Regions from separate parts of the Homo sapiens genome. Here region 2 is linked to region 1. Evidence: chromatin contacts called from ENCODE Hi-C or POLR2A ChIA-PET data. All regions are on one chromosome and are shown on one strand. Each heading gives the region's core, a stretch centred on a gene start or an enhancer-like site at or near the end of the contact. The rest is flanking DNA. Distances are from core to core; before and after follow the strand shown. Region 1 overlaps CACNA1A (calcium voltage-gated channel subunit alpha1 A). Region 2 overlaps NFIX (nuclear factor I X).

Evidence for each region. Hi-C counts contacts between places; a loop is a spot of excess contacts on that map. ChIA-PET counts read pairs that join two places held with the same protein, here RNA polymerase II (POLR2A). Pooled maps may share reads with other maps.
Region 2: a pooled map shows a loop between it and region 1 (6-fold over the local background). The contact joins two enhancer-like sites. A Hi-C loop is called at or near these places in 7 of 50 pooled maps. POLR2A ChIA-PET finds 5 or more read pairs at or near these places in 2 of 52 experiments (HepG2 and activated CD4-positive, alpha-beta T cell).

The regions. Positions count from the first base shown.
Region 1 is chr19:13,259,864-13,262,529 of GRCh38, forward strand. CACNA1A (calcium voltage-gated channel subunit alpha1 A) reads right to left here. Exons shown (of 47, transcript NM_001127222.2): 26 at 1,587-1,747. Among named protein-coding and RNA genes, the nearest start is that of IER2, 110 kb to the left of the region's middle. RefSeq lists enhancers at 875-2,074, 1,283-1,512. Within about 2 kb of position 1,333, at least 7 of the 41 ENCODE cell types and tissues checked have a DNase peak (open chromatin) inside an H3K27ac peak, as active enhancers do.
Region 2 is chr19:13,059,546-13,064,223 of GRCh38, forward strand. The region is part of intron 2 of NFIX (nuclear factor I X); the gene reads left to right. Among named protein-coding and RNA genes, the nearest start is that of LYL1, 41 kb to the right of the region's middle. RefSeq lists enhancers at 336-1,237, 1,238-2,137. Within about 2 kb of position 1,971, at least 26 of the 41 ENCODE cell types and tissues checked have a DNase peak (open chromatin) inside an H3K27ac peak, as active enhancers do.

The sequences.
Region 1 (2,666 bases), core at 83-2,582:
TCATAGGGGATGACGTGTGCATCTACTTTGAGATAAATCCATGGGTGATGGCACAACCTTACTCCTGGTGGGAGAGCTGACCCAGGGTCCAGCACCCTCTTCCAACGTGATAACTTCTAGTCCTCAGGGTGAGAGCCTCAGGCTTGCTGGGGGTGGGGTGGAGGGAGTTTAGGAGGAGGCAGAGAGACATAGGGGACATTTAGAGGTTCATCAGGCTAAGGGAGGTTGCTACTCCTTTTCAAGGCAGGAAACAAGGGTTAGTTCCAGACTCCTATCCAGACATCTGGCATCCTCCTAATTTCAATAAATAGCCATCAAGATAACAACAGGCTACCATGTGTTGCAAAATGCCACTTTACACTGGTAACAATATCACTATATATACACATACATATATATACACACACACATATAATACATATGTGTGTGTGCGTGTACATATATATATATACATATATATATATATATATTTTTGTTGTTGTTGTTTGTTTGTTTGTTTGTTTGAGATGGAGTCTGGCTCTGTTGCCCAGACTGGAGTACAGTGGCCCAATCTGGGCTCACTGCAAGCTCCGCCTCCCGGGTTCACGCCATTCTCCTGTCTCAGCCTCCCAAGTAGCTGGGACTACAGGCGTCTGCCACCATGCCCAGCTAGGTTTTTGTATTTTTAGTAGAGACAGGGTTTCACCGTGTTAGCCAGGATGGTCTCGATCTCCTGACCTCATGATCCGCCCGCCTCGGCCTCCTAAAGTGCTGAGATTATAAGCATGAGCCACTGCGCCCGGCCTATATGTATATATTTTTGAGAGGCAGGGTCTCACTCTGTCACGCAGGCTGGAGTGCAGTGGTACCATCATAGTGCATTGCAGCCTTGAACTCCTGTGTTTAAACAATCCTCCCGCCTCAGCCTCCCGGGTAGCTGGGACTACAGGTGTGTGCTACCATGCCCCGCTAACTTTTAAAATTTATTTTGTAGGATGGGCTCTCATTATGTTGCCCAACCTGGTCTCCAACTCCTGGCCTCAAGTGATCCTCCCACCTCAGCCTCCCAAAGTGTTGGAATTACAGGTGTGAGCCACTGCACCTGGCCTCTTACCTAACTTATTTGGTAATGAAACCTGATCTGATTGGACATGAAGCTCTTTATACTTGTTATTTACCCCATTTGATGTAAATAGTTACACATTTTATGGCAGAAATATTGTGTTTGATTATAGGGCTGCCTTAGACCCAGCTGAGGGTGTCATGTCCCACATGGGAATCTCAAAATATTCTCAACTTTGAAACACATCTGCCTGTAACGATTTCAAGTAAGGAACTGTGGATGTGTATTAATATCCCTCACATGACAAAGGCGGTGGCTGAAAGGTCAATCAATTTGCTTATGACTCATTCTGTGGCTCTGGGTGGTGACTCAAATTCTAAAACCGGTTTTCTTTCTACCCAAGATCCAAGCTGGTTGCAACTGAGTCACTTCCAAGGCTCATCACTTCTCCAGTCTCTGAGCCCAAGTGGCCAATGCCTCTAGCCACTTCCCCCCTGCCCACCTGCTGGTTCCAATGGGAATGTGCTGGAAAGTGGAGACCCACCGACAATCTTTCTCAAACTCTTTGGACTCGTCAGTGCAGTGGAAGAATTTCCCCTTGAAGAGCTGCACAGCCACCACGGCGAAGATGAACATGAATAGCATGTAGACGATGAGGATGTTGAAGACGTTTTTAAGTGAGTTCACCACACAGTCAAACACAGCCTGTGGGGTGGAGTTGACAGAGAGCATGAGGGGCTGGGGACCTGCCCAACCTTCTGCCTCCAGTGGCCCATCATACCAAAATACTGCCATGATCATTCCCATTTTACAGGCAAGGTCATAAGTCAAGTCACTAGGGTAAGGTCCCCCCAGCTTTCAGAAATAAGCGTTGGAGGAGTTGGACTCAATCCTGGCATTCTATGGATCTAAAACTCCCAGATGGGATACCAGAGATGCTTTTAAGTGATACAGGAGCCCAACACAGAAAAACAAGGTAACAAAGTTACTTCCTTTCCAACTCTCTCAATCCTTTTGAGTGAAGGAGAAATTTTTACTTAGTTGCTACCATGTTAACACCTACCATTGACATTTTCCCTCTTTAACCAAGAAAGAGCAGTTGTCAATGCACAAAGCCTTAGGCAGGCAGCCATATTTGGTTAGATTTCCATAACAGTATCTGTTTTCTGTCTTTAATTTTTAGTAGAGACAGAGTCTAACTATGTTGCCCAGGCTGGTCTCATTCTCCTGGGCTCAAGCAACACTCCTGCCTTGGTCTTTCAAAATGCAGGGATTACGGGTGTGACTTGATTTAAAGAAACATATTACATAAGAGATAATACTGGGGACCCCCAGGTGAAGCATAGAGTGAAAGTGGGTGCTCTAATGACTGGATTTTATTTCCCTTAATATATATATATGTTTTTGAATGACAGGCTTTTGGGAAATGCTGGTTCATGCTATTTTGGAATGGGAGATACTAGAGCCTAGAATAGGTAGATGAAAAGTCAAAATTTTATGGAACAAGAAATCTAGTTCCTGCTTCCCAGATCACGGTTATACCCTTTTAAATCCATATGATGCCTTCATGCGAATTAGGAAAAAGGATCTTAACCCCAAGACACTTCATCTAAAGAAAAACTGC
Region 2 (4,678 bases), core at 721-3,220, 200 kb before region 1:
GAGTGGGAGCTGGAGGCTGCTTGCCACTGGTTGGAAAGTGGACACACTTCTTGGCCAAGTGTAAGCCACCTGGCTTTAAAAGGTGGAGAGTCTGGTCTAAGGACTTTGGGGAACCCTACTGGAGTGGCCAGGAGCCATAATGATTGGGGGAGTGGTGCCAGCAGATGGGGTGTGCTGCAGGGCAAGAGGGATGCTTTTTTTTTTTTTTTCTAATTTGATTTAATTAGAATTCTTTTTTTTTTTTTTTTTTTTTTTTGAGACGGAGTCTCACTCTGTATCCCAAGCTGGAGTGCAGTGGTGCGATCTCGGCTCACTGCAGCCTTTGCCTCTGGGGCTCAAGCGATTCTCTTGCCTCAGCCTCCCAAGTAGCTGGGACTAGAGGCATGTGCCACCACACCCGGTTAATTTTTTTTGTATTTTTAGTAGAGACGGGGTTTCACCATTGTTGCCCTGGGTGGTCTCGAACTCCTGAGCTCAGGCGATCCACTCGCCTCAGCCTCTCAAAGTGCTGAGATTACAGGCATGAGCCACCGCACCCGGCCAAGAGGAACGCTTTTGGCCTCCATTTCTTCCCTCCACTTCAGCCTCTGCTTTGGCAGGCTCTGGGGTGGGAGTAAGCCTGTTCTCAGCTCCCCTTTACTAGGGACAGGTAATTCCACTCTGGCTGCTCCTTGGAGAACAGAGTGGATGAACTCAGTCCCCACCTCTCAGAGGGACCTAGTACAGAGCCCAGCCCCCACTCTGAGGAAGCCTTGGATGGGCCATTCCTGGCCCAGAGCCTGAGGCCATTGGAAAGGGCCTATATCTGGAACGGGTGAAGGAGAGAGCCCGGGAGCCTCACTGTGGGTGGGAGGGGCGTGGTCAGCCAGCCTTGCCTCCTGGGGCATCAGCTCCCAGCTTGTGCTGCACCCTCTGACCACAACTTTGTGGGGCGCCTGCTGTGTGCAGAATCTACCCCGAAACCTATAGCTTAGGAGAAGCCTGGGTAAGCTGCTAATGGCTGGTAGTATGGGTGTCCAAGGACCTGTTGGAGGAGCCCAGTCCAGCCCTACATGTGTGACCCTTGGTGCCTGGCAAGGCGGGGGGGTAGGGAGCAGCCCTCGCACAGCCAGCTAGACTGTTTTGCTCTGGGGCCTGAGGATTGCGGGGCCAGGGAAGCAACCAGGCCCAGTCTGGGGCCCTGTGAAGCGATCTGCACTGCCCAGGGTCAGGGGGATGGGGGGGTCGGCCTCACCTCGGCTAACCTCCCAGCGGAACAAAGGGGCCTTTCTCCACGCCCGCCCGGGAGGGTGTGCCCGCCCGGCTGCTGCCGCCACTGCAGAGGGCGCTGATTTTTTTTTTCTTCCTGACTTTTCTCCATTTCTGTCTCTGGTTCCTGATCTCTGACTTTTATTCTCCATTTTTTCACTTTTTATGGGGATGGGGTAGAGATCTTCCTTTTCAAGTGTTTACCAATTGCAGAGACAAGTCTGCACTGCCAAAAGGTGAGGGCATCCTGGGTGCGTTAGGAATACTCCGGGAGTCACGTGGCCTTAGACCCCCCCCTCCCCCCCAAATCGAGGGCAGCTCCGTTCTGAAAGAAGCAGGCAGGATTCAGAGCGGCAGCCACACAGGGTGGGACCGGGCTCACTGGATAACCCCCAGTCAAGCTATGCACCTGGCAGGTCCCCCGCCTTCTATTCGCCCACCCATTTCGCAGTCCCCTTTCCATCCGGCCCATGCACCGCAAGCTGTTCCTAATCAATGCGAACGGGAAACTCGGCCCTCATATCACGGGATGTGTTTGGCAGCGACAGCAACAGGAGCCGCTGCCACGGGCAGCTCCTTCCTTGGTGCATAAACCAGGGTCCCAGTGGCCTGGGCCTGAGTGGGTTCTTCTCCTTCCTCTTGGGACCCCCTGGGTATGCAGAGGGAACCACATCCCCTGGAGCTCTGGGCCGGTCGCTGGCCGCGCCCCGCCGCAGCCCTCGGAGGGCAGCTAGTGTTAACTCGCTGCGCCACCTAGCTATGGCGTCCAGGAGTGCAGCGCTTCGCTCCCTGAACCGCGTCGCTTCCTGAGCCGCGCCGCTCCCTGAGCCGTGCTGCTCGGCAGCCTGGGGAAAACCTCTTTTTGGTCCTTCAGGGAGCTATGAATGAGGAATTTGGCAGCTGTCAGTCGGAGGATCAGTGTCACTTTGTTCCTTCAGCAGCCTTTGCTGTCCTTATGCAAGCTTGGTACTTTATAGTATATAAAACTCAAAGTTAAAATATGTTAAAAAAAAATCTGTAAAAATCCCCACTCACATCTCATGTTGCTGAGCAGGTCTTGGTTGTGTTGCACCAAGAAGCAGGAGAGACACACTGGAGGTCTAACAGCAGCAAGTCTAGGATTTGGAGCCTAGGCTTCTGATTCCAGGCCCAGGGCTCTATGCAGCACTCGGTGCCGTCCTATTCAACCCATCCCTGCCCAGGCTCTTAGGGCTCCAAGCTGGAAATTTGCAGTCAAAGGCCCAGATTCCTCGTATTTCCTCTGGACAGCTCTGGACAGTGGCTGCCTTCGGGTCTCCAGGGCAAGGAGAAGAGCAGGCCTGCGAGAGAGTGCTCTGCCTTCCCCTGCTGTGCTGTTCTCAGTGAGGCTCCAGTTCCTTCCTCTGGTCATTCCAGCCCTTGAGTATGGTGCAAGTATGTTCAGTCCTGTGTCTGGAACCAGCTCGGCTTTGCAGGAAGATTAGCAGCATCAGGGTTTCCACATTAATTCACTGGACATGAGTGTCGGTGGTTGGGCTGCAAGAAAGCTATTCTTTCTTCAGGAGGGGGAAGATGTCAGCTAGCTGGTGCCTCTGTTCCCTGGGTGGTCAGTGTAGCCATGGTTTGAAGAAGGATCTAGAAGGGTCTCTTTGGAGTCTTATCATCCACTGCAGCTGTGCTTTGAGATGTGGGGGATGTAGCAGCAAACAAAACCAACAGAGAGGGCTTGTCCTCAAGGGGCTGATGGTCTAGTGGGGTGTTCCTGGTCAGGACCTCCTGGCCTGAGTGGCCTGGTGGCCAGGTCTCTGGGGCTCTCATGCCTTCCAGAGCTAGAGCCTCCCACTTCCCCAGCCATGGACCAGCCAGAGGTTCCCTGTGTAGGTGGGATTTGGAGGAAAGGCTGTTTAGTTTCCAGCCTCCAGGTGGGAGAAGGGCCCCACTTAAACATCTGATTATGGTGGGCATTTGTGTTTGTTGCTTGTCCATGAGCCCAGGGTCAGTCCCTGCTCCACCAAGGCAAGTCTCTGGGTGAAGGAGGCCCCTTTGGAGTCACCAGCCTGGGTACTGAGTGCTCTCTCACAGGGGTATTGAGTGCTCTCTCACAGGGGTTGAGGAAGTTAGCACCTGAGGAGGGGAGGCAGGTGGCTTCAGCCTAACTCCCACTTCCCCTTCCCCACAGGGTGAATTGAAGTCGGTGGGTTCTACAGTTCTAATCCCAGGCCCTGAGGTTTCCTGGATGGATTCTTCCAAGGAAAGGGAACAGTGGAGGGAGGCAGGAGCAGAACCCTGCTTAAGGCCAGAAAGAGAGCAGGGGGCAGAGAGAGGTGGTGGGGGAGGCTGATGCTCCCCAATCCCTGCCGACCCTCTGTCCTTTTTGATTTCCTCAGGCAAATAGGCAGAGAGCTTAGGGACCTTCCCCTGCCCTGGGCTAAAGTGAATTTCCTGCTCTATAGGGTCTCACTTCTTCCACCTTCCTTTTCTTAGCCAGTTGTTCCTTCTCTGAGCCTTCTCCTTTTCCTTTTCTTCTTCCTTCCCTCCCTTCCCCAGAAGCATTCAGGGGTGGGTGAGTAGGGGCTCCTTGTCCTGGGGTCTCCCCAGTTCCTCACTCTGCTGAGTGCCCACCAGACAGATGCTGGCAGCTGCATGCAGCCCAGCAGTTGTGCACACAAAGCCACTCTTGAGTATCTTTAGGAAAGTTTTCCTCTTTCTGTTTTTTTTTTTCTTCGCCCAAAGGAATAATTTCCTCTCTGCTCTTTTTTGTTTTTGTCCCCTTTCCCTGCCTCTCTCAGAATCTTGTACTGTACTGCTCTGATTCTTCTTGCCCCAGTCTTCTTTCTTTGCTTTGGCCCTGATTCTCTACTGTGGCTCCTCCTCTCTCTCCCTTTCTCTCTATCTTTTAGTTTTAGTTTTGTCTTTTGGTTGCTCTCTGGCTCTGGGGCTTCCTGCCTTCTCGCATCCCTCCTCCAAACTCCTGCTTGTCCCAGGCGCATCCCTTGAGTGGCCTGCAGAGCCTCCGCCTCCTGTTTCTCATACCAGGTTGGCATTAGAGTCTGGAGGACTCTGTCCCTTTATGAATAATTAGACCAAGGGCAAGTGTATTTGGGGGTAGGAGGAGGGTGATGCCCAGCCCTGGGAGGTTGGGACACTATTAATAGCCCTAAGAGCAGCTGGGGGTGAGGGTGATTGTCTGGCCAGCCTGTCCTGTCCTGGGCAGCTCAAAGGGCCAGAAAGGGCAGTGCTGGAAATAGAGAAAGCGGGTGGGGGTGGAAGAGCAGCTCTGCAGGCCCCTTGCTGGGATGGGACCCCCCCCCTCCCCAGGGCCCCTCTCTTTTCTTGACATGTGGGGTATGGAGGGCATTCTCCACTGTCAGTTTTTCTTCGTCAAGTTGGGGAGGGGATAGAAGCTTCAGGGGCTGGGGGCCGCTTGCCTGGACCCCACCATCACATGACT